Linked DNA regions of Mus musculus: region 2 is linked to region 1. A link is a loop called in an ENCODE intact Hi-C map of the cell type or tissue named here. Cell type or tissue: left cerebral cortex. All regions are shown on one strand. Links, peaks and the distances in the headings refer to the core of each region. The heading gives the core; the rest is flanking DNA.

The links. A loop is a pair of places that touch in the nucleus more often than their neighbours do. Peaks named below come from ENCODE experiments on the same cell type or tissue, not always from the same donor. Only the 100,000 strongest peaks of a DNase experiment are listed, where the experiment ranks them.
Region 2: it touches region 1 in a loop (2.7-fold over the local background); 14 of 42 quality-filtered maps call a loop at or near these places.

What each region holds. Positions count from the first base shown.
Region 1 is chr4:46,125,121-46,128,027 of GRCm38, forward strand. All of the region lies in intron 4 of Tstd2 (thiosulfate sulfurtransferase (rhodanese)-like domain containing 2), which reads right to left. Among named protein-coding and RNA genes, the nearest start is that of Tstd2, 12 kb to the right of the region's middle. In left cerebral cortex, for the core only: a CTCF peak has its summit at 1,612 (motif pointing left); a DNase peak (open chromatin) is centred at 1,602.
Region 2 is chr4:46,039,662-46,042,568 of GRCm38, forward strand. The region is part of intron 1 of Tmod1 (tropomodulin 1); the gene reads left to right. Among named protein-coding and RNA genes, the nearest start is that of Tmod1, 1.9 kb to the left of the region's middle. In left cerebral cortex, for the core only: CTCF peaks have their summits at 1,438 and 1,649; DNase peaks (open chromatin) are centred at 302, 1,096, 1,382 and 1,955; H3K4me3 peaks cover 1,561 bases; H3K27ac peaks cover 1,859 bases.

The DNA.
Region 1 (2,907 bases), core at 294-2,793:
AAGCAGAGGCCCTGCTGTGGCCACCACAGTATCACAATATAGAGCACAGATGTCCCTCTGAAGCAGCGGGGCCTATTCAGCTTCTAGAGGCTTAGGAAGATGATGAGCTCCAGCCCTTCCTTATGGGAGGCCCAAGACGCTTACATAGGTAGAACGACGCCAGAAGTGGAATTAAAAAAAAAAAAAAAAGCAAAGCCCACTGAGGAAACTTTACCCCAGTCCTAAAGAGGGACCCTACTTGACAGTGGGAGTGCACAGATCACCTCTGCTTGGAGGCCAGGGAAAGCCTCCATCTCAAAACCATAGGCTGAATTCAAGTTCTCTTTTGCTCACTGAAGTGCCCCATGTCTGCATTCATGCCTGCTACGTGGTGGGTGCTAATGTGTAAGAGCACGTGTAGCCACATCTGCGGCTCTCTAGCTTCTCTAGGAATGGCACGTGAGAGCTGGGCCAGGGCAATCTGGGGGCTTGCATAGTGGGTTGTCCTAGTAGAGGAGATCCCATACATGAGTTTAAGATGGAGCAGCTTTATAAGGCACCATCCCCAGAGTAAGGCGCTAGAGCACACCAGCTGAGGACTCACACAGTCTCTGAAGAGAAGAGATCTGATCAAAGACCCTGAACTGTTACCATTATTCAAACATGAATGCAGCCAGATTGTAAAGTTGTATGTGGCCATTCATTTTCAGTGTCTCATGTGATCCAACTTTTTAGGCTATGGATAAACAACAGGATTCATCCTACAAGCCAATGCCAATTAACTGGTAGCTACCCAGAGATGAAGTATCCTAATTACCACTGACTCCTTGAGAAAGAGGGCTGCAGTAGGGTGAGGTGGGGTATAGGTGCTGCATTCCTTTAATCCCAACACTTGGGGAACAGAGGCAGGACAGTCTCTGAGTTCAAGGCCAGCCTGGTCTACAGAGTGAGTTCTAGGAAAGCCAGGGATACACAGAGAAACTGTCTCAGAAAACATACAAAATAAAATAAAATAAAATAGAGGCTGCAGTCCAGGGGAGACTGCTGTGGGTATGAGGCAGGGAACACAGGCCATCTCTGTGCTACAGGCTATGCACCTATCTATCACTAATAGGGACGACAACAACAAAAACAGCCTGAGACCAGCAATGTCAGGAAATCTGTCTGAAAACAGTCTGACTGGGTGATGGTGAATGTACATTTTTATGCGATTATTTCTAGGTAGACAGGCAAATTCTTTCCTATTTCATTTTAATCTCAGAAGCCAAATGCATGCCATACACGCATTCCCTACAGAGCCATCTCTAAACTCACTCACTCTCTAGCAGTACCTAGATTCTCAGAAAGTCCTTCAGACTTTGATGGAAAGGCCCTGTAACTAGGAAATAGACAAGGAACAGCTAGCACGGTGGAGCACCTGCTGAGAGACAGCACTCGTAACTGTTCTGCCATCTCTACATCTCACTCACAAATTTCTTGAGGTCATATGATGTACATCAAGGGGCATTCAGGTTCTCCTTTTCCTTGCCTAAGAACCAAGAATGTCAAAACCCAGTACTAAAATATCTCACTAACCTGGCCAAGTCTCTGATGTCTGAGAAGCAGGAAGATGCTGCCATCTGGTGGGCAGGACTGCTCACTGCTCGTGTGCCAGGAGAGGCTGGTCCTCCTTGACAAGACATCCCTTTTCTCTGTGTATGTAGCCTAGCCTGCTCTTGGAGTTGCAGCAATCCTCCTGCCTCAGCCTCCTAAGTGCTGAGATTGCAAGAGTGTACCATCACACCTAGCTTTAAAAAGCTCACCAAATAGAGACGGTGATATATAAATAAATAAATTAATTAATTAAAAAAAAAACATAGCACAAATAGTTACTGGTTTTGAAAACTATGTGCTAGGAGTTAGGGATACAGTTGTTGAAGAGTCCCCCACATCTCAGGCTAGAGGAGGTTAAGATGCTAAGAGACACAAAAAGACAAGAGCTATTGTGCTGATAGGACCCTGATATAGCTGTCTCTTGTGAGACTATGCCGGGGCCTAGCAAACACAGAAGTGGATGCTCACAGTCAGCTATTGGATGGATCACAGGGCCCCCAATGGAGGAGCTAGAGAAAGTACCCAAGGAGCTAAAGGGATCTGCAACCCTATAGGTGGAACAACATTATGAACTAACCAGTACCCCGGAGCTCTTGACTCTAGCTGCATATGTATCAAAAGATGGCCTAGTAGGCCATCACTGGAAAGAGAGGCCCATTGGACTTGCAAACTTTATATGCCCCAGTACAGGGGAACGCCAGGGCCAAAAAGTGGGAGTGGGTGGGTAGGGGGGTGGGGGGGAGGGTATGGGGGACTTTTGGGATAGCATTGGAAATGTAAATGAGGAAAATACCTAATTAAAAAAAATAAAACTTAAAAAAAAAAAAAGACAAGAGCTATAGAAGGCACACTGAGGAACATGAATTTGGATGGGAGGTCAGGAAAGGCCTCTGAGAAAAAGTCATTATAATAGAGATCTGAAGCTTCAGAAGAGTTAGACTAGACAGAGTGGGGGTGGGTATCAACTTTCAAGAGAATTCGCCTCAAAAAAAGGCAAACAAAACAAGACTCGGTGGGTCCCAGAAACCAAAGAACATGAGTGGGAAATTTCAGCCAAGGGCCCTGCTCTTGCAGCAGCCTAGGCTGTGTCAAGGGCTTCACCCACCTGTCGCTGCTGGAGCTGTTCTAACAAGATCATTCTGGCTGCTGCACTGGAGAGCAGATTAAGGTGAGAATCGGGGAAGTTACCACACAGACGAGATAGAGCATGGTCAGGGCGATGAAGTGGAAAAGAGAAGAAAACGGATACTTTCAGGACAGGGCGTGGGAATGAGCTGCACGGGTGGGTGATACCAGCACTTGTCAAACAATGTGGGCGTGGAAAACAGCACTGTC
Region 2 (2,907 bases), core at 163-2,662, 86 kb before region 1:
GAGTCTGGGGAGGAAGGGGATACACGCTCGGGGGACGCTGAGTCCTCTGAGCACCGATCTGGCCGGCGCCTGAAAAGTTTCCCAAACTGCTGGAACTAGCTGAGGTTTAAAGCACCAGCTGCGCTTGCCTCGCTGCGCGCAACCAGGTAGAGGCAGGAGGCCACTGGTTGTCTCCAGTTTGAGGGGCGGCCTAGGCAACCCTCCTTTCTTTTCTGGATCTCGTTTTCCTGTTTGTAAGGTGAAGTTAGGGTCCTTCAAAGAGATGGTACCCGGGGCCACGAGAGTGGCCAGGGCGTGCTCTGAACTGCCTACACTCCCCTGCACCTGTTCTGCAGTTTCAGGCAGGGTAAGGATGCTGAGGACACAGCTGCAAAAGTCAGAGACTTTGGTGGCTCTTGGAACTCAAATCCTGGCCTAGGACCCACTGTGGCCCTCGGAATAGCCTGGGAAGTGTGCCTGGGGTGTTTGGGAGCATCTCTAGGCTGAGTTGCTAGCAGCACCTCGGCAAAACAAGTGACCAAATGAACTGGGCAGGCTCAGGCAATTCAGTTCCCTGTGTGGCACCTGTGATAACTCCCTTAACCCGGAACCTCCCCAGCTCTCTGTTTAGTTACCTCTCTCAGCTTTCCCCATGAGATTCCGAAGACCTGGCAGAGCCAGACTCTAAACCCAGATTCTGGGTTCTTTCTTAGTGGGGGCTCCCTCCCACAGGGTTTATCTTTCACCCTGGGTCCCACTGTTGCCCCTGTAAGGGCTTCAGAACCCTTTGCTCAAGGTCATGCCAACCCCCACTGCAGTCTGCTTGCCTTTCCTGTCTCTACCGACCTTTCCTGGCAGGTTTGGGGACTCTGCACCCCTCTTTTGTGATCTGCTAATGTCTGGGACTTTCCCAGGCTGGAGTAATAGTGTGGAGAGTCTAGTAATAGATCCTGAAGATCGCTCCGTTTTCTCTAAAGCTATCTCCGGGCTTCACAGATAAATGAGTGAAAGGGGAATCACCCAATAGGAAGATTCTCACCGACTTCAAACCTCACAACAAACAGGCAGAGTGAAGACAGGGCGCCTGTCACTCTGGCATCTGCTCTCTAATGAGCTAGCCTTGCAGTCCACGGTTTAGACAGCCACTGGCTCTTGGGTGCCTCGCATCCTAAGTGGGAAGTTAGAGCCCTCTAAAAATAGCCCAGCCCACCTTATCAGAGTCTCACACCTTCTCTCCCTTCTTGGGCAGGGCTCTTGGCTGCAGCTTAACTACAGAACACAGGGACTAGGTGGTGTCAGCTCTAAGCAATAAAGGGAATGGCCAGGAGTTCAGGCCCCTAGCTCCAGCCCCGGCTCTGTTACCCACTCAGTGTGACCTTGAGAAATGACCTTAGTGGACAGGATGGTCTTTAGTGGCGCTGGAGTGCAGAAGAGGCAGGGCTGGAAGTCTTCTGGGAAGCCCTCTAGCTGGAGAAAAAGGAAGTGCAGGGGAGATCTGGGGCACCAGATCTGGGATGAGGACCCCAGGAGTCCAGGTGTGTGTGTGTGTGGGGGGGTGAGGGTAGAGGGGGCTGCAGCCTTCCAAGAGCCTAGTGGAGAGGTGGGCACAGTTACTACACAGGGATAGAATGCTGAGAAGTGTGGAGACTCCGTCAGAATCCAGGGTAGGCATTGGGGACTTGGTTGCAGCACAGCCGAGCATTAAAAACTAGGATTGGCTGGAGACCAAGCTGGTGCCCTCAGTTTCCCCCTGTGTACAACAGGGCTAGCCATAGTGGACACTTCATTCAGGCTGTGATAGGAAGTGATGATGGGCAAGCCCTGAGCTTCGTTAGACCCTGCCCAGTACCTTGTGAGGATGTGGTTAAGGAGACAGAGGCTGGAGCTTAAGTAGAGACAGCTCCCAACTCTCTCAGAGCGTAGATGAGAAAGGCAGTCAGAGCTGGGGCAGAGGGCAGCCCTCAGTGTTTGTGACATGGCCAGCATAAGTGGTAGAGGCAAATCAAGGGGCAACCACAGAGTGTAAGAGAATCTGAGGGGTGTGCCCATGGCAGGATTGAGGTCCTTCCTTAAGAACATGCCATATGTCACCAGCTTTGCAAGTGGCTTTCAACCCTCTAGACTTTGCTGAGCAAAAATAAAGGGGGGGCTTGGGGGTGGGGGGGAGTTAGAATGAAGCAGGCTCTGGTCTGGGCCCCTGTGTCCCCTGGCTGACTCAGTATCTGTGAGCCGTGAAGGGTGAGCTGACCCTGCTCTGGGGGCCCCATGACCTTGGCTTGCTAACTTCTGAGATGATGTCATCTATTGATGACTTCTGCTGAGCCCAGTCATATGGCTTCTTCCGGACAGTGTTTTGATTTTTCAGTCTTACTAATGGGCCAGCCCAGGCTGCCAACATTTCTAAAGAGGCCAGTTCACTTTCCCTTAAAGCCAGAACACCAGCTAGATCAATTATTTGGCTGCTAGGAGTCATTATCAGTTTAAAGCCAGGGGCCTGCTTCCTGGGATTAGCAGGAGTCACTCCCACAGCGCTGGGGGGGGGGGGGGCTGGCTCCCTTTTGTTTTATACAGTCTTCTGGTTTATTATGATGGCAACAGCCTCTGAAAGAATGAGCTCACTGGAATCAACCTAGGATGTGGTCTGGAGCCTCCTGGGCCGAGGCACTGGGTCCTTGTCTGATAGAAATGCTAAACACTCAAGCACGCACGTCCCTTGTGCCCTCCTGGAGAGGACAGGCTCCATATCACAGTGCCTGAGAGGGTGGGAAGTGGAGAAGAAGACAGGTCCCACCCCTCTGCCCCTGTCCTTTTTATACTCCGTGTTCCCTTTACCAGGCTGCCTTTTACTCTAGGATATTAGAGTAGCGCCACAGGGCTGTTGCTAAAGACGTCTGTAGTGGACCATGGCAGTAACCATTGGACATTTCC